Regions from separate parts of the Homo sapiens genome. Here region 2 is linked to region 1. The links are chromatin loops, found by intact Hi-C in ENCODE. Cell type or tissue: chondrocyte. All regions are shown on one strand. Each heading gives the region's core, and the rest is flanking DNA. Links, peaks and the distances in the headings are about the cores only.

Region 1 (9,890 bases), core at 1,301-9,300:
ATTAGGGTGCTTTCGACAAACTACAAGGTAATCAAGATGATGCCACACAGGTTTATTGCAATGATTCTTACCTGAAGCCACGGCACCTAGATTGTGGTGTTGGATCTGCTGCCTACATCGGAACTGAAGGTTGGTCCATTAACATTTTTCACAGAACAGGATTGGGTCTCTGGACATCATACAGGAAGATGGACATCATACAAACAGGCCTTGGTCTTTTTAGTGCTTTTTCCATTCCTCCCAGATCCTATTCATCAGAGTAGATAATCTATTGGTCCATCTCCTCTAGAGCTCATATCAGAAATGGGGACCCTGATCAACTTATTTCCTCCCAAGATCCAGCCAAGGGTGGGGTGGTCTAATTACTATTAGCTCAATTGCTTTGTCAAAATTGGGAAGATGATCTCTGACTAATGAAAATTAAACATTTCTCAGGTGAGATTGCTAAACTACCATCAAGTTATCTGAATTACTTTACCTCTTAACATTCATGATCAAACTCCTAAACACAGGAAGACTTGTAAGTCTCTTCAAAAGGGAGAAACTCATGGTAGGAAAAGTAAACTGTCAATACTCAGCCTAATATCTTTTTTTTTTTTTTTTGAGACGGAGTCTCACTCTGTCGCCCAGGCTGGAGTGCAATGGCGTGGTCTTGGCTCACTGCTACCTCCACCTCCCAGGTTTAAGCAATTCTGCCTTGGCCTCCCGACTAGCTGTGATTAGGTTCCTGCCACCGTGCCTGGCTAATTTTTGTATCTTTAGTAGAGACGGGGCTTCACCATGTTGGCCAGGCTGGTCTCAAACTCCTGACCTCAGTGATGTGCTCGCTTGGCCTCCCAAAGTGCTGGGATTGCAGGCATGAGCCACCGCATCCAGCCTTTTTGTCTTCTTGGGTAAAAAAATCAGGAACAGAACTTGGAGAACCCTCTTGTATGATTGTATATAATACCGAGAGGACTGAGGAAGACTTGGGATACCATAACTGCTTTAAGAGTGTTTAAAAACTGTAAAAGTAAACATCAGTTGAGTTATTGATGCTTATACACACATACAAACGCATAATCCCTAAGGGAAAAAGTGTAAGCAACTCCACATAAAAGTAGATGTGTGCACAACTATTCCCTCATTCTTGTCCTAAGTTTTGTCCTTCCTTGCAGTTTGCTCAGAATTTTAGTATATTGCTATTCCTGTCCCTAAGAAATACTGCTTCTCTCCCCGCTGCTTCCCCGGTGTACATACCATACTGCAACAACCCAGCTTAAGAAAATTGATTTTTGATAAGTTAAAGCAGTATTTCCTAGATGAGAGTACTCAGAGCAACTTTCAAAATCAGCTAGGAAGCACATTTGAAATAAGGACTTAGTGTGATTCACCCCAAACCTACTAAATCAGTCTCTGGGGGTGGGTCTAAAATTGTGCACATTCTCATGTACATTGAATTTTGGGAACCACTGAGCTAACAGAAAAAGAAACTAATACCTGCTCATTGGTTTTTGTGAGAATATATATATATAAAGTAACTGATGCACAGTAGGTAAAATACAGAAGTCAGTGCTTACAACAGTGCCTGGCACACAGCAGGTGCTCAATAAATACATGTGAACAAGTTAATTAAATGACTATTTTTGTGGGTGGCCCTGCTTTCCACCTAAGGCCAATCTCAAAATGTTTTCACTTTTAATAAAAACATAAATACGACTCCAAAAGCATTGAGAAAATGAATGCAGCTTTTGCTGAAGTTGTTATTTTCCAGGGAAATAATGTAAGAGGGTTTGCATTACACAATGAAGTTCCCTAAATACCGCTTTAAGATATCTCAAATTTCCTGGCTAGGTGCAGTGGCTCACGCCTGTAATCCCAGCACTTTGGGAGGCTAAGGCAGGCAGATCACATGAGGTCATGAGTTCGAGACCAGCCTGACCAACATGGTGAAACCCCGTCTCTACTGAAAATACAAAAAATTTAGCTGTGTGTGGTGGCACATGCCAGTAATCATAGCTACTCAGGAGGCTGAGGCATGAGAATCGCTTGAACCCAGGGAGGCAGAGTTGCAGTGAGCCGAAATCACACTACACTCCAGCCTGGGCGATAGAGCGAGACTCTATGTAAAAAAAAAATTAAAATTAAAAAAAGATAGCAAATTTCCTCTCCTTAAGGCAGCTGCACCACCTCCTTTACCACCCTCTCTGTCTCAGGAATGCTCTGTCCTCCAATTACCTCTCTGCTTTTCCTTCCCTTAGACCATGCTCAAGCTCATCTTTCCTATACCAGAAGCCCACCATAGATCCTCTTCTCTCTCTAAACATATGGGAGAGTGTTGGCCTACTTGTTTCTCCAAACTGCACTCATCAATCTGCCCAGCAAATCCAAGCATCTTCCCCAGGATTCACCCTCCACAGGATGCTGGGGGCAGGGTAGGAAGAAAAGGTAGTTTTAAACATTAATAATTTATTTTCCCCAGTCACTTAGGAAATCAATAATGGGTAGTTGCTATTTATTTATTTATTTATTTGAGATGGAGTCTTGCTCTGTCACCCAGGCTGGAGTGCAGTGGCGTGATCTCAGCTCATTGCAACCTCCCCCTCCTGGGTTCAAGCAATTCTCCTGCCTCAGCCTCCCGAGTAGCTGGGATTACAGGTGCCCGCCACCACACCCAGCTAATTTTTTGTATATTTAGTAGAGACGGGGTTTCACCGTGTGAGCTAGGACGGTCTGCACATCCTGACCTCGTGATCCGCCTGCCGTGGCCTCCCAAAGTGCTGAGATTACAGGCGTGAGCCACCATGCCCGGCCTATGTAATGTTTTTTTTTTATTTACCATCTTTACCATTTTAAGTGTACAGTTCCCAATGGTAATAAATATATGTTCAGCCTTCTTTTCCCCTTGTTGTTTTCCACCCCCTCTTCTCTCCCCTTCCTGGCTTCTGTGTTATTTATTGTTATGCATCATTGGAAATAGTATCTTCAATTTAATTACACTCTGAAGCAGGTGTGGTTTTTTGTTGTTTTGGGTTTGGGTTCTATCTTGTTGTTTTTTGTTGTTGTTGTTGTTGTTGTTGTTGTTCTTGGACCAAATACAATATCTAAGTGGCTTTAGGGACTCCTCTCTAATCTAAGTTATATTGTTACAATCCCAGCAGAATGCTAAAAGGACAGGAGTTTACAGCTTGTGAGGCCGTGGTTCCTAATTCCAGATGGACAAAGGAGTATTTGTTCCACCTTTAAAATATTTGTTCTTGCCTGAGTACTTAGCAATGAAAGAAAATTAATGAACAAATTAAGTGAAAGGCAAGCAATGATTCCTGGAGAGCAAGGCAGCTCCAGGGCTTTTGGCAGGGGAACCATGCTGACCAGAAGGAACTGTGTGCATTCTATTACACAAATTCTCTAGCATTCTATTATACAAATCATCCAATCACCTTTCTCACATTTTTTTTTCCAAGTTGAAAATATGAGAAAACCACTCACTGGAAATGAGAGATTACCTTCCTATCCATCTGGCAAGACATTATATGTCTCTCTGCCTTATCCTATGGGTTATATAGCTACTCTTTAAAAAACAAAAAAATCATGTCTTAGAAAGTAAAGCTCCAGAGCATAAAGAAAAAAAGAGAGCAAGCAGGCTTTAAACCTGAGCAGTAAGGGGAATACCTATTAAGCAATGAAAGGGTTGTGCCCCATGGAATGCTGTAGGTCGGCTTTGTTTGTGCATTATTACCCTTCCTGCTTTCGTATTTTAGATTCTGGATTCCCCTTCTCTTGCTTTCAGGCTTTGGTGGAAGTGAATCATCGTTTCTAAGAAACGGGGACTGCAATGATTCACAGGCAAGCTTACTGGACACCACAATAGGAACTCCTAAGAAGGAGACCTAACTTTTATGGTCTTGCTTCTACTATCTACTAGCTGAGTGATCCTGGCCAAAATACTCGACATCTCTGAACTTCTGTTTCTCTACTAAGACAGGAATTAAGAAAGAGGTTGTGAGGCTCACTGAGCCGATAAGGGGGAAAATGCATTGTAAGCAAGGCCATGTATAGAATAGTATTTACATTTTAACCCAGATCTTAAAGCCCAGGTCTAATTAATTCTACCTGTTACCCCTTGGTAAACCACCTCAAAATAGTGTACACTTGTCTGGAAAGCCAAGGTTTGATCACATTCGGGAAACCCTGTATGGAATTACTGTTTCTAGCTGCCAGGAGAAGTTGGTGTTGGTAGAATTTGGGGTGGAGTTCCAAGTCAAAGCTAGGAATGAGACGTTTCAAGACTGGTTTTGATTAGGGATGTGTCTTGGTGTGTGTTGAGGACAGCACAGTTTTCAGCACGTCTCCCTTACCTCTAAAGTCCTAGCCCCTGCTTAAGCCTGCAACAGTTTTCTCCTGTCATGCCCACTTCTGCTTGGGAACACACTTCCAAACCCTCTGCCCAGCCTCTCACAATGGCCCTAAGTACTGCCCTGAGGACACATAAGGTGCTGGTTAAGACGTTGGAATTGAGTCCTTGTAGGAAAGTTATTACCTTTAGGCTGGTTGCAAAGTTTGATTTGGTGTCTTCTCTACTGTGACTTTCCTTTACTTACTTCTACTAGATTACCAAGGAATGGGTCTAGGGACCAGTGGGAGGGCAGCAAACCAGTGTATTCTAGACACGTGGCCATAGGATGTAGGGCTGTCAAGTGATGCCCAAAAGATCTTGTTTCTGGATTTACCCAACCGTTCCAGGAGGCAAAACGGCTTCCTCGGGACCCTCTCTCTGTCATCTACACTCTCGTCTCTGCAGCTAAGCCCTTCCTTAAGCAGAAAAGAGCAGGGTCTCTCGTCCAGCACCCTCCTCCCCAACCCTAGCCCCGTGCCCTCCGCTAACCCACCGTGCAATTATCTTCATTCATCCTTTACCTTTGCCCCGAGGGTCTAACAACTGCAATCTTCGGAATGCTGGGACAAAGCTTACTATGAGCATGGAAGCCTGTTTTCAATAGGGTGGTTGCTAGAAGGACTCAACTGGCCTTTTAGTGCTTTGCTGCTCGCGGGAGGGCTCGGCGGGGCGGTGTCCGCAGCGACTCCGCCCTTGGCCCGGGTCTCTTTCCCGCCGGGAAGCCCCGCGGCGCCCAGAGCGGCGGGCGGCTGGCTCCAGTCCGCATGCTCAGTAGCTGCTGCCGGCCGGGCTGCGGGGCGGCGTCCCGTGCGCGCCTACGGGCTGCGGTGGCGGCCGCCGCGGCACCCGGCAGGGCCCGCCAGTCCCCGCTTCCCTGCTCCAGAGCCGCCGCCTGGGCCGGGGCAGGGCGGGCCCGGGGCTCCTCCATGCTGCCAGCCGCGGGGCTGCGGAGCCGACCAAGTGGCTCCTGCGATGGCGGCGGAAGAGGAGGCTGCGGCGGGAGGTGAGGTTGCCGGTGGCGAGGCGACGGCCCCAGGTGGGCGCGCGGCGTCTGACGCGCTGGGGGCGTCCCCGCGACGCCAGGTCTGCCCCCGCTGCCCCGAGGGAAGCGCCCGCGCCTGTCCTCTCGGGCCGGAGCATCGCCTCCGAGGGGCGGTGGGACAAGGCCGCCCCGTGGGGCACAGGTGCGGCGCGGCGCCCGGCGCGTCCTCCCGGGGAGCGGGACGCGGGGAGGGGAGCTGGGGTCGCCGCCGGCGCTCAGGACGCGGTGTCTTGGTCCCGGGCCGGGCGCATTGGCGAAAGGGAGCCAGCGGGGGACCTTGCACCCGGCGCTGGGAGCATCCGCCTCCACCCACTGCTGGGCGCCCGCGTCGGCGTCGGCATGGCATGCACTGCTGCGGGGACTTCCTATATTTCTTCTTTCTTTTGTGTAAACCAGTTGTCAGCAGCCTCGGACCTAGCCCGGTTCCTGTGAACCCCTCCCCTCTGAGCTGATAATACTCGCGGCTTCCCGGCTTGAACCGCTGCCCCGCGGTGGAGCGCGCAGGTGGGCAGGTGCGCGTGGACGCGGGGCCACACTCCGGGATCGCAGCCCGCTCCGCGACAGCCCTCCATAAGCGACAGGCGGCTCGTGTCTTTCACCGCTGAAGCTTCAGGAAAGCCGTCAGTGGAGTTAGCTTGTTCGATTATGTATTTCTGTGGTATTTTTGTGAATGGAGTTGGAAGTTTGCGGTGCTTTTTCCTTCTCGCTAGTATTCACTGGCAGTATTCTGTAGTTCCTTACAACGGGGCCTTTGGGACCACTGCTCACAATTACGGAATGAATACAAAATAGCTGTTGTTTAAGACAAATGAGAGGCAGGAAAACAGAAATAACTGAAGGAAGACTGGCAGAGAAGTTCAGGGAAGCAGTTAATTCTCCCCTTTCCTTTTGGAATAAGATGATAGAGTTTTAGATTCTTCTCTGAAATAAGGCAATGAGAGGAGGTGGCTTTCGAAATTCTAATATAATTGTGGGAATTTACATCATGGGGCGATTTCAGAAATTCGATCATTTGAATATTCGTAGTCTTAGGTAAACCCTTTGTTGAAAATAGAAGATGGCACGTGTGGTGTTTATAAGCTCTGACACCCTTTCTGCTCCGTCTTGTGACTGAGCTCTGCCCTTTACTGTCTGTGTCACCCAGGTTATTTGAAATCTCTTAGTCTAAGTTCCCCCATCTGTAAAATGGAGATAACTATGCAGTCTGCCTTATAGGATTGTTAGGAGTAAATGAGATATGAGATATGAATGCAAATAAAATGCTTAGCCCAATACTTAGGAAATAGTAAGTGCTTCATAAAACATTAACTTAATGTAGTTATTAATTTACAACTTCAATTTGCTTTGTGAAATTGGTGAGTGCTGTCTGGTCCATTAAGAAAGTGTTGTCCCTTGTGAGTTAAAATTGGCCAAACTGAAAGGAAGTGAAAATGCACCTACTAATTCAAAGAAAATGCACCTACTAATTCCCCAGATAAGTCTTACGAACTTACAACAAGCTTTTAGATAAAGTTTAATGCTATTTATCTAACTATTTTAGATTAATAGTTTATTGCTCTTTGCATACCAAATGTAAAGCTGGGAATAATAAAAATTAAATTTTCTTAATTAAGGGTAGCAATGTTTCTGTGCGGGCTGGGAGAGCCCGCAGGTATGAGTACCTAAGATGTCACAGACATTTCACAGGGGTGCTTCTGTTAGTCTTACAACAGCGTTGTGAGGTAGGTAGTATCTCCATTTCACAGATGAGAAAACTGAGGCTGGCTCACAGTTATACAGCCAGGACATGACAGAACTAGAGTTAAAATCCATGGCTGTCGCCCATACTCCTTTCTTTTCTTTCCCATCTGACTTGGTGGTGCTAATGAGCAAGTGTGCTCACTTCCAGACACCTGCTTATCTAAAGAGTAGTAAAAAATAGAACGCTCAACGAAACCTCTAGGAGGAAAAAATGTATATGTATTTTTACTATTTCTCCCTATTCCCAGAGGGAAAACAAAAACAGGCCTCTGGGCCAGTTGGTGGCCATCTACAAAACTAGCCCTAAGGTTTTGTTTTGCTTTGTTTTGTTTTGTTTTGTTTTGTGTTTTTTTAACAGTGTAAACCAAACTATGGGTTTCCCCACCCCATCAGTTTTAGATGGTAAACACCGAAATTGAGCATGCTGCCAAGTGACTGGGTGTCCTCCTAATAAATGATTCCAGAATCCTTGGGGTAGGAAGAGGGCAGTCTTGGGGAGCAGCACATTTCCAAGACTCACTGCCAGAGATGGTCTGGGGTTGAGGCCTCTGTGGGGCAGCTTTCTCACCTTCCGTTTTCTTACCAGCTCATGTTTTCACCTATGATAGTGTAAGATCCAATTCTTTTACATGTAGTTCTGCAATTACAGTGGTTTAAATTTACTTTGTGAGTCAGAAATCAAACGTCATGTCCCAATCAATTTTGCCTAAGCTCCTGTTACTGGCATGGATCCTTGGGCAAAATTTCAGCCAGAAATGCATTATTCAAGATAAACCAGGATGGGCTAATTACTTTTCACATATTTAAGGGGGAGGAAAATAGAGAAGGAAAGAGAGAAAGAGTGAGAGGAGGGAGAAGGCAAGAGAGGAGGTGTGAAGTAAAGAGAGGAGGAGAGGGGAAAGGAGGAGGAAGGAGAGAGTGAAGGAAGGAGAAGGGGAGGAGGGGAGGGACTGCCACTCCATCAAAGTTTGACTCCAGGAAAAACAAAAACTAACGTTTAAAATATATAGGGAAAGCCAAAATATCAGTAGGAGAATACAGTGATTTCAGTTTACTTTGTCCTTGTGAAATGACTCCCTAGTTCTAAAAAGCATGATGTTCTGTGCTGTGAACATTGAGGTAGCATCCTTTTGAAATCTCCATTTGTGTCATGTTCAGGAAATCATAAATGAGCAAATAACAATTCATTCTGGTAGCCCTAGTTTTCAGTTGTCTCATTTAATTGAAGACCTCCACTTCTCTGCATTGACAACTGAGTTACTCGGGTGCTTGGGGTCTGGGTCATTAGTCAGCATCATCATGGTCATAAGCATTTTCAGGGACCTCAGAGTGTGCCATGTGCCCTACAGGAGGCAAGGGCACCTGAGACATCCGCCTGTTCTGTGAGACAGTGATTTCCTGCCCTGGTTTTTGCAAGGTTACTACCTGTAGTGGCTCCCCTGGTTCTCAGCATCCCAGCCCTCTGTAGCCCCTGCCTTGCCCAGTGCCTCACCCCTTCCCAGTGGCAGGAGCCAGTGGGAACTAAGAGCCTTCAGTGTAAGCCCTTATTGGAGCTAGGACTGCAGGTGAGATATGTTCTCTGTAGTAGCGTGTAGTATTTCTAGATATTTACTGATAATTTATGCAATACTTAGCTATGTATGCCCTGCCGCACCCTGTTTCCTTCTCTTACTCAGGTGCTGTCACACTTACTGGTCCCTGACACATACTGTTTACATTGTATCACACTAGGCTATAATATCCCATTTACCCACCCAATTTTTTAACTTAAAATATTTTTAAACCTGGCTGGGCGCGGTGGCTCACGCCTGTAATCCCAGCACTTTGGGAGGCTATGGCAGGTGGATCACCTGAGGTCAGGAGTTTGAAACCAGCCTGGCCAACATGGTGAAACCCTGTCTCTACTAAAAAATACAAAAATTAGTCCGGCGTTGGTGGTGCGTGCCTGTAATCCCAGCTCAGGAGGCTGAGGTGGGAGAATCACTTGAACCTGGGAGGCAGAGGTTGTAGTGAGTCGAGATCATTCCACTGCACTCCAGCCTGGGTGACAGAGCGAGACTGTCTCAAAAAAAAAAAAAAAAAAAAAAAGTATTTTAAACTTCCTTAAAACTTCTTAAAATCAGTTCAGTTATACAGTGTTAACATTCTCACCTGAAAATACTTAAATGGTTGGCATGATAGGAAATTTGACATTTATGTAGCTAAATTATTTGTATTTCATTTCTCTAGTCTTTAATCTTATGGTTTAAATCTCTAGATGGTACCATTACAGCGAGATTAAAAACAAAGAAGTCTAAAGGAAAAGGAAATGTAAAGAGAATCATTCTTCCACTCTATGCTTTGCATTAAAGGATATTTAGAATTGAAGGTTAAGACTATTGTGATAAAACAATAACTTCCAAGACATTCAAAGTGTTTTACTTACAACATTTCATACATTTTTAAGTAGATTAGAAATATACTTTATCATATTTTCCAAGCATATCACAGGGAAAGTAGAGAATCATCTACTACCCTTCTTGACCAAAGTGCCTCCACCTTTGCCCCTGTGATATGTCCTATACTCAATTATGTGAAGGAACCTGCCTTTCCCCAACATAATGTACACTTTCCCACCTCCAGGCCTTTCCTCAGGCTGTTGGCTGTTCCTGGAATACCCCTGCCCTCCCTCTAGATGGGTCTGGAGAATCTTAACCAATCAAGCTTGAAGGCTGAGCGCAGATGTCACTTTTT
Region 2 (9,890 bases), core at 1,127-9,126, 370 kb after region 1:
GTGTAAAGAAAATTCCCTGTAAGCCTATAAATTAGGTTAAGTAAAAATCAATTAAAAAAAAAAGAAGAAGAAAAGAAAATTCTTTGGCCAGGAAGAGTAGCTGTGATCCCAACACTTTGGGAGTCTGAGGCAGGAGGATTGCTTGAGCCCAGGAATTCAAGACCAGCCTGGACAACATGGTGAAACCCCATCTCTACAAAAAATACAAAAAGTCATGGTGATGTGTGCCTGTAGTCCCAGCTACTTGGGAGGCTGAGGTAGGGGGACTGCTTGGGTCCGGGAGGTCAAGGTTGCAGTGAGTCGTGATCGTGCCACTGCCCTCCAGCCTAGGCAACAGAGCAAGACCCCATCTCAATAAATACATAAAAAGAAAATTCTCTGATTTTAAACTACTGGAATTGCTGAGACAACAAAGGTGTTCACCTGCAAAAATGCTAGCTGGTTACTGTTGCTCATTTTTCCTCCATTTCCTGGCCTTAATCTGTGGCTACTTTTCCTGTTGTTGAACCACCTGTTCACTGATACGCAGCCATTAGAAACATGGGCTGAATCCTTTCAACTGCATCCAACCTCTTAAAATCGTTTCTGTTTCTGACAGTCTTCTTATGGCCTTGGCCTTTTCTGTATTTTGGAATTTAGGGCATGTTCCTGTGAGGCTGAATTAAGACATATGAGCGCAATGTGGCGTCATGCAGGTATTCCATAGTAAGAAATACATTTGTTGCTGTGATCTGTATAACTGAAGCATGTTGCAGTGCACTCTGATAGTTTGTCCTACATCGGTTTGTAAAATGCTGACTGCAAGCCACCAAATTGATATCATGACCAGCAATAGGCCACAATGCAGAGTCGTAAAAACTTTGTCATGGTAGAAGGAGTGAGAGCTTTCGAGTTTAGTTGAGGACAAACCTGCTTAAAATCCCAGCTCTTTTATTTACACGTATCCAACCAAACCTCTGTGCTGGTTATTCTCATTTCAACCTCCACATCTACTCCCCACCTTGTCTGCCTTCTTCTGGGCTCTAACTGCATCACTCTGGCTTCCATCCAGTGGAGAGCACGAGATCAGAAAGGGGACAGGTCTGGAATGTATTAGCCCAACTTTCCCTGCCTCACTACGATGCTTGGTTCCAGACAGCTCCTGTCCAGCTGGCCCTTCTCTGAGACTCCAGCTCCCTCCCCTTCCCCTCTCAGGCCATTGTCCCTTCCGGGGTGCTTCATCATTCTTTGTTAGTTCCTTGCACCCTGCCCCCACCCTGTAGATGTACTTTTTCCTTAGGTAGACTTGAGGGTGCCATTTGATTTCTTCTGTAGCCCTAATGCCTCCTGATTTTCCTATCTAAAAACCGGAGATGACAATACCCACCTCGTAGAACTGCTATTCGTTATAGAATTAAGAATAGCCAAGCGCGGTGGCTCACACCTGTAATCCCGGCACTTTGGGAGGCTGAGGCAGGCAGATCACGAGGTCAGGAGTTCAAGACTAACCTGACCAACATGGTGAAACCCCATCTCTACTAAAAACACAAAAATTAGCCGTGGCACATGCCTGTAATCCCAGCTACTCAGGAGGCTGAGGCAGGAGAATCACTTGAACCCGGGAAGTGGAGGTTGGAGTGAGCTAAGATGGCGCCACTGCACTCCAGCCTGGGTGACAAAGAGAGACTCCGTCTCAAAAAAAAAAAAAAAGAAAAAAGAAAAAAAAATCAAAAGTGCTTAGTACGATAATCCAGATCCACTCTTTGATTCTTTATCCAGCCCAGTAAACAGGATCCACAGTGAATCTAAAGGCGCGTCATTAACTTCAATCTAGATTTAGGCTTAAGTGCATGCCCTGTTTTCTTTCCATTGAGCCTGGTGTTCTTCAAATTAAAATACGCCTTGCAACATTGGGGAACACCAACCCCCAAATCCCTTCTCTTCAACTTTATCTCCCAAAGAAGTCCTGGGGGAAAGCGAGGAAAGGAGCATTCATAATCCCCATGATGCCTGCAGCTTCAGGAAAGAAGAAAGGGATGTATATTCTCTTCAGCCTCAAGAAATGGCTTTGTTTTCCCTCCCGTCAATGTTTATTCACCCCCATAGCCCTCTCCTTGAGGAACCTGGAATAGGAAGAACATATCTGTGGCCTTGTAGTTGTCCTTCATTAGAAGCTGGCATGAAAGAGTGTTTAATAAAATGGAGTATTGATATACACAATTACTTGTCAATTAAAAAGGACTTTTTTAAAAGAAGGTGAGTATTGGCAGAGACATCTGTTTCTTCTTTTTGGTAGTGAAGTCTCCAATAGCATAGAGTCAAGCTTAGCTTTTGCAATTTGGGTTAATATATTGCCAAAAAAAAAAAAAAGGCTTAAAAGTGTAAATGGAAGATAGATTCATTCAAACATAATTGCTGAGTGCCTATTACATGTCGGGCTTGTTCTGTGCCCTGCCAATCTAGCAGTACAAAGAACAAAGTTCCTAGTCTCAGGGAGTTTATATCTTAATGGTGGAAGACAGACAAACACGTGCAGATGTTTAAATGCATATTTTCAAAACATCTCACGCCTGTAGTAATCCCAGCACTTTGGGAGGCTGAGGCCGGCGGATCACTTGAGTTCAGGAATTTGGAACCAGCCTGGACAACATGATGAAACCCTGTCTCTACTAAAAATACAAAAATTAGCCTGGTGTGGTGGTGTGTGCCTGTAGTCCCAGCTACTTGGGAGGCTGAGGTGGGAAGATCGCTTGAGCCCAGGAGGAGGAGGTTACAGTGAGCCCAGAACCAGCCACTGCACTCCAGCCTGGGCAACAGTGAGACCCTGTCTCAAACAATAATCAATTTTAAATTACATCATGAGTAATGTAAAGAAAAAGCATGATCAGGGAATAAAGAATGTTAGGAGGTGCTATTTTATATTGGGTGGTGAAGGAAGGCCTCAGCGAGGAGGGGGCAATTAGCTAGAAATCTGAAGGAAGACACTGAGCATCAGTGCAGACATTTGGGAAAGGGTGTTCTAGGCACAAAGAACTGCAAATGCAAAGGACCTGGAATGGGAGTAGATGTGAATGTGGATAGCAAAGGAGGCTGACGTGGACGGAGCAGAGTGAGCTGGAGGCGAGAGGTGGGAGATGAGTTTGCAGAAGTAGCCAGCAAACTCATCAAGCTGGTCAAACTTGTAAGCTGAAGTAAGGACTCAACTATTCTGAGTGATGGGGGAGAGAAATGTCTTGACTGACCTGTACGTTAAAAGCCTCACTTGAAGCCAGGCATGGTGGCTCACACCTGTAATCCCAGCACTTTGGGAGGCCAAGGTGGGTGAATCACTTGAGGCCAGGAATTCAAGACCAGCCTGGCCAACATGGTGAAACCCCGTCTCTACTAAAAACATAAAAATTAGCCTGGCATGATGGCACATGCTTGTAATTTCAGCTACTCAGGAGACTGAGGCAGGAGAATCGCTTGAACCCAGGAGGCGGAGGTTGCAGTGAGCCGAGATCGTGCCTCTGCACTCCAGCCTGGGTGACAGAGCAAGACTCTGTCTCAAATAAACAAACAAACCCTCACTTGATTACTGGGGGGAGACTTGATGGTAGAAGAAAAAGAAGAGAAGCAGAACCCAGGTAAGCAGCTAGGAAGCTGTAGTCACCCAGATGAGAGAAAAAGGTGGCCTGGACCACACTCGTACAAGAGGAGGTATGAAGAGGTCAGATTTAGAATGTAGTTGAAAGTAAAGTGTACAGCATTTGCTGATGATTGGATGTGGGGTTTGAAACATGTAACAATTAGATGCTGTATTTCCAAATGTCTTGAATAATAAGAATATATGCAAGGACAGAAATAAATTTGTCTTTGACTTTCCTTTATCCAAAGAAATCAGAAGATGGAGAAAAGCATTTTAGAGAAACAGTGCCAGGGTATGTGATTGCCAGGTGGGCACTGCATGACTGGGTGCCTCACTGAGGAAAAAGTAACTCAACATGGGCAAAGGAGATCCCAAGAGGCAAAAATGTCATTATACGCATTCTTTATGCATACTTGTCAGAAGGAGCACAAGAAACAGCACCCAGATGCTTCTGTCCTCTTCTCAGATTGTTCCAAAAAGTGCCAGAGAGGTAAAGGACCGGGTCTGCTATAAAGGAAAATTTGAAGACTTGGCAAACTCAGGCAAAAGACCCATTATGAAAGAGAAATGAAAACCTATATCCCTCCAGAAAGAGAGGCAAAAAAAAAAAAAAAGCCCAAGAGGCCTCCTTTGGCTTTTTTCTTGTGTTCTGAGTATTGCCCCTGAGTCAAAGGAAAATATCCCGGCCTATACATTGGTGATTTTGCAAAGAAACTGGGAGAGAGGTGGAATGACACTGTTGCAGATGACAAGCAGCCTTATGAAAAGAAGGCTGCGAAGCTGAAGGACAAATATGAAAAGGATATTGTAGCAGACTGAGCTAAAGGAAAGCCTCATGCAGCAACAAAGGGAATTGCCAAGGCTGAAAAAAAAAGAAAAAAAGAAGAGGAGGATGAGGAGGAAGGAGAAGAAGAAGATGATGATAAACGAGTTGGTTGTAGCAGTCTTTCTCTTGTCTATAAAGAATTTAACAACCCCTGTATACAACTCACTCCTTTTAAAGAAAAAAAAATTGAAATGTAAGGCTGTGTAAGATTTGTTTTTAAGCATTACAGTGTCAGCTGGGCGCGGTGGCTCACACCTGTAATCCCAGGACTTTGGGAGGCCAAGGTGGGTGGATCATGAGGTCAAGAGATCGAGACCATCCTGGCTAACACGGTGAAACCCCGTCTCTACTAAAAATACAAAAAAATTAGCCAGGCATGGTGGCGGGTGCCTGTAGTCCCAGCTACTTGGGAGGCTGAGGCAGGAGAATGGCATGAACCCGGGAGGCAGAGCTTGCAGTGAGCCAAGATTGCGCCACCGCACTCCAGCCTGGGCGGCAGAGCGAGACTCCATCTCAAAACAACAACAACAACAAAACAAAACAAAAACAGAAACAAACAAAAAACATTACAGTGTCTTTTTGTACAATTAACAGATTACAAAATGTCTCTTAAGATAGCCCTGTCCTGGTGATATTTTTAATAGACACTAACCTTGCCTGATACAGAATGGGGGTTGTAATTGGCACGGAAATTTAAAGCAGGCTTTGTTGGGGCACAGCACAGATTAGTTATATAGGAGGATAGTTTTTTCATCTTCATTTGTCTCTGATGCAGCTTATACGATATAGTTGTTGTTCTGCTGAGTACCACTCTGTAATTGAAAAAAAAGAAGTTGCAGCTGTTTTGTTGACATTCTGAATACTTCTAAGCAAATACAATTTTTTAAATTAAAAAAGCATTTTAGCCCTTTGCCTTCAGTAAACTGGGCATGAATAAGCCCAGGTGGCATCTTTTAAAGTGTTAAGTAATAACGGTTCCCATGTTCAATGCTTCTGGGAGGTTATAGTCCTCAGTCAATTAATGTTTCCTCGGTGTATAGCGACCCCTGTCTGCAGGAATGCTGTGTGGAGTACACTCTCAAGAAGGAGGTGATGTAAAGAACATGCAACTTGGAATCAGATGCGGATTTGAGTTTCAATGCTCATAAGAGCAGAGTCAAGTGGCTTAACTTTTTGCTTCCTTATTTGTAAAATGGGAATGACTTCAACTACAATCATGCATTGCTTAATGGGGATATGTTCTGAGAAATGCATTGTTAGGCAATTTCATTGTTTTGTGAACATAAGAAAGTGTACTTACACAGACCTAGACAGTACAGCCAACTACACACCTAGGCTATGTGGCATAGCTCCTAGGCTACAAGCCTGTACAGCATGTTACTTTACCAATACTGTAGGCAACTGGAACACAATGGTAAATATTTGTGTATTTAAACATATCTAAACACAAAAAAAGGTACAGTAAAAATAAGGTATAAAAGGTAAAACATAGTACACTTATATGGGGCACTTACAACAAATGGGGCTTGCAGGACTGGAAGTTGCTCTGGGTGAATCAGTGAGTGGTGAGTGAATGTGAAGGCCTAGGACATTACTGTATGCTACTGTAGACTTCACAAACACTGTTCACTTAGGCTGTGATACATTTATAAAACAATAAAGTAATTGTGCTATGATGTCACAATAGCCACAATGTCACTAGGGAATAGGAGTGTTTCAGCTCCATTATAGTCTTATGGGACCACCATCATATATGCACAGTGGTTGACTGAAACGTCTTTATGTGGCACATGACCGTAACTCAAAGAAGACAAAGCTTGTGAAAATATTTTATATACTGAAGTGTAAGCTTACGAAAATTTCAGAGAACCTAGTATAAATTGTAAGTATTCATGTTATAAACAGCTGAAAGCCATAAATCAGACTCACCATGTTTTTTTTTCAAGTGAAAATTAAAATGTGAAGCTTTTGTTGATTTTTAAAATACTGCATACTCATTTAATTTTTTCAAGCTGTATGCTTGGTGTAAAAATTCAAGTACAGAAATGGAGAAAGTGAAGTCTTCAGGAGTGTCTCCTCTATCCTCATATCCACTGCCTCAAATTTGCTGTTGACCCTTCCAGAATTTGCATTGCAAAAAAATAAAAATAAAAATATAATACACAAATGAGATTACATAATCCATAAATGCCTTATAACCTGCATTTTAAAAAAACTTAACAATATATTGTGGACAATTTTCTATGCTAATAGATTTATATCCACCTCATCCTTGTTAAGGCTGACACCAGTGGTTTTCCATCTTGCCTCAATATTAGATTCACTTGAAGAACTTAAACAAAAAACAAAACAAAACCCTAGTGCTCCAAACACATCTAGACCAATTAATCAGCATCTCAGAGGGAGTCCAGATAATTTTTTTTTTAAATCTTCTGAGGTTATTCTAATGTTTAACCAGGATTGGGGCCCAGGTATCTTAAGTAGTGATGCAGGATTTTTCTCGGCTCCTTTGCTGGACTCCCAGCAGGGGCGCTCTGTCTACTAGGCCCACCACACTCAGCCCCTTGTGGGAGGGAGCACATGAGTGAGTGAGTCCAGGGTCCAGCCTGCCACTTCGCCACCGCAGGAGAAAGCTTTGTGCAGAGCCCGCAGCCAGACCAGTGGTGTCGCCTTGAGGGGAATGCAGTGGCACCCAGGCAAGGATGCCTGAGACCCCAAAGCCCCAGAGGGGGTGGTAGTGTGCTGATGAGCTTTTTTAGTTCTGCCATCCACAGCCCGATGGATGGCAGCATGTTAGCAGCCCGGTTGGCCCCTGGCCCCCTCACATGGGGTGGCTGTCCTCTGCTGACCAGGGCAAAGGGTCAGTGTGACAGCCTTTCTGGGTACCCACACTTGGATCTCAAGCTCTTGTCCAGCATCCAAGAAAAATTAGGTCACCCTTGATAATTGAACGATAGTGAGGGCAGAGAATTTTATTGAGCGATGAAAAAGCTCTCAGCCGAGAGGGGAGCTGGAGATGGGATGGGAAGGGCTGTTCATCTTCCCCTGAGGTCAGGAGGTCTCTTCCCTGAAGTCAGGCCATCTCCCACCTCTACCAACTGAGTCTGGGGTCTTTACAGGCACAGGATGGCGGTGGGGTGGACTGTAGGTAATACTGGAAAAGGCAACATTTGATTGGTTAAAATACATTATTCAGAAAGAACCAATAGGGAGAGAGTGGGCAAACAGGAATAGAAGTTCTCACTCTGGTCCATGGGCTTCACACTGTTTTTGGCTTGAAGGTCGGGTTTCACCGGAGACCCACCTCTGTCTGCCTAGGATTTCTCTGCCACCTGCCTCTATTAGTAGTACTCTGCATTATATGAATACACCATAATAGATTTAACCCATACTGTTTTGATGAACATTTAGGTTGCAAGGTCTCTATACCTATTCCTTATATTTGCATATTGTCTACCATACTTGTGAATAGACATACTTTGTTCACCTACTATAAAGCAAGTTAGTTTTGAAGGCCGGGTGTGGTGGTTCCCGCCTATAATCCTAGCACTTTGGGAGGCCGAGGCGGGCGGATCACTTGAGGTCAGGAGTTCAAGACCAGCCTGGCCAACATGGTGAAACCCTGTCTCTACCAAAAACACAAAAATTAGTTGGGCATGGTGGCACATGCCTGTAATCTCAGCTACTTGGGAGGCTGAGGCAGGAGAACGACTTGGACCCCGGAGGTGGAGGTTGCAGTGAGCTGAGATTGTGCAACTGCACTCCAGCCTGGGTGACAGAGCAAGACTCCTTCTCAAAAAAGAGAAAAAAAAAAAAAGAAGTTAGTTTTGATTAAAAGTAGCTTTTTAATACAAAGGATAAACGCTTGAGGTGATGGATACCCCATTTACCCTGATGTGATTATGATACATTTTATGTCTGTATCAATATATATCATATACCCCATAAATATATATACTTCCTATGTATCCATAAAGATAAAAAATTAAAAAGTAGCTTTTATTGAATTAATTCAGGTTTAAATATAATAAAAACCAATTGTAAGACAGCTTAATATTTAAAATTGTTCTACACAGGACCAGCTACATAATTTGTAGGTTCCAGTGCAAACTGAAGATGCAGGACTCCTTGTTAAAAAAAGTATTAAGAATTTTAAGACAGCAACAGCAAAGCATTAGGCCAAGCGCAGGCACGTTGTATGTCTATGAAGCCAGCCTAGCTTCTATGATGTGTTAGATTACATGGTCACAAAGTTTGAAGAAAATATTTTTTTTGTTTGTTTGAGACAGGTCTCACTCTGTCGCCCAGGCTGGAGTGCAGTGGCACTATCTCGGCTTTCTGCAACCTCTGCCTCCTGGGCTCAAGTGATCCTCCCACCTCAGCCTCCCCAGTAGCTGGGACTACAGGCACACATCACCATGCCTGGCTAATTTTTGTATTTTTTGTAGAGACAGGCTCTTGCTATGTTGCCCAGGCTGGGCTTAAACTCCTGAGCTCAAGTGATTCCCCTATCTCAGCCTCCCAAAATGTTGAGAGTACAGGAGTGAGCCACTGCACCCAGCAAAGAAAATATTTTTATCGTGAGTGAATGATTGCACCTCTAAGATCACTGCCAAGTGAAAAATTATGTAATCTTAGTAACCCCTATGTGCAAGATAGTACATGCTTTACTCTTTACACTGCACAAGACAGATATTTTTGCTTGTTGATAGCATTAATAGCATTATGAATGAATTTTTAACTTTTACTATAGAATGAAACTTACTGTACTTGATGCCACGGAAAACAATAAGTATTTTTCTGGCTCCTCTAGCTCTGGTCATCTATCCACTTTAGTCTTAGGGAGAGAGTACAACAAAAGATAGAACGCATAGCAAGGTAGAATGGGGACCTATGTCTTTAATATCTTGCTCAGAAATTAAGAAATATTGTTAGAGTAGGTAGCTAGTCATGAATGAGCAGGGCAGGAGAGGGCTCCCCTTATACACACACCCCCCTCCACACACACACACGCACACCCCAGGAATTTCAGGCGACCATCAGGTGACGGTCAGGTGGTTATTAACTGTCTTTCTAAAACAATAATTGGTTGCAGCCAGCACCAGGGAATAGCATTCTCCCAATAGATACAAAAAACCTGAAACTAGTGATCAGCAACTTTCCAGTAAGATCTCAGGAGCTGGGTGAGTGTGCGCAAGCGTGCACATTAAGAAGCAAAATGGCAGAATTTAACTGGTATTTGATCTTCTAGGGACGTGCAACTGCTAATGGAAGAATGCCTCAAGTAAGCATGTATACGACTCCAATAAACACACTATGCATGCTCCCCTCCCAAGTCCTGGCAAGCCACTGTGCATGCAGACAGCCCACCCCAAGGGAAAAATCAGGGGAGAAGGGACATAGACCCCAGAAGTATGCCAACGTATAAAACCCTAAGTCAAAGGTCAAATGGGGTAC

Evidence for each region. Peaks named below come from ENCODE experiments on the same cell type or tissue, not always from the same donor. Only the 100,000 strongest peaks of a DNase experiment are listed, where the experiment ranks them.
Region 2: it touches region 1 in a loop (4-fold over the local background); 10 of 110 quality-filtered maps call a loop at or near these places.

Annotation. Positions count from the first base shown.
Region 1 is chr12:27,327,726-27,337,615 of GRCh38, forward strand. It overlaps BMAL2 (basic helix-loop-helix ARNT like 2), which reads left to right and starts at 5,111. Exons shown (of 17, transcript NM_020183.6): 1 at 5,111-5,378. The coding sequence starts at 5,348. LOC124902906 (a long non-coding RNA gene) reads right to left here and starts at 5,072. Exons shown (of 2, transcript XR_007063255.1): 1 at 4,897-5,072; 2 at 38-247. RefSeq lists silencers at 4,995-5,464, 5,485-5,604. In chondrocyte, for the core only: no CTCF peak of the experiment used is centred there; DNase peaks (open chromatin) are centred at 5,271, 5,751 and 8,611.
Region 2 is chr12:27,698,376-27,708,265 of GRCh38, forward strand. MRPS35-DT (MRPS35 divergent transcript) reads right to left here. Exons shown (of 5, transcript XR_001749448.2): 2 at 6,363-6,549; 3 at 5,086-5,245. It also overlaps the pseudogene HMGB1P49. Among named protein-coding and RNA genes, the nearest start is that of REP15, 6.9 kb to the left of the region's middle. RefSeq lists an enhancer at 6,613-7,124. In chondrocyte, for the core only: CTCF peaks have their summits at 5,486 and 5,687; a DNase peak (open chromatin) is centred at 7,065.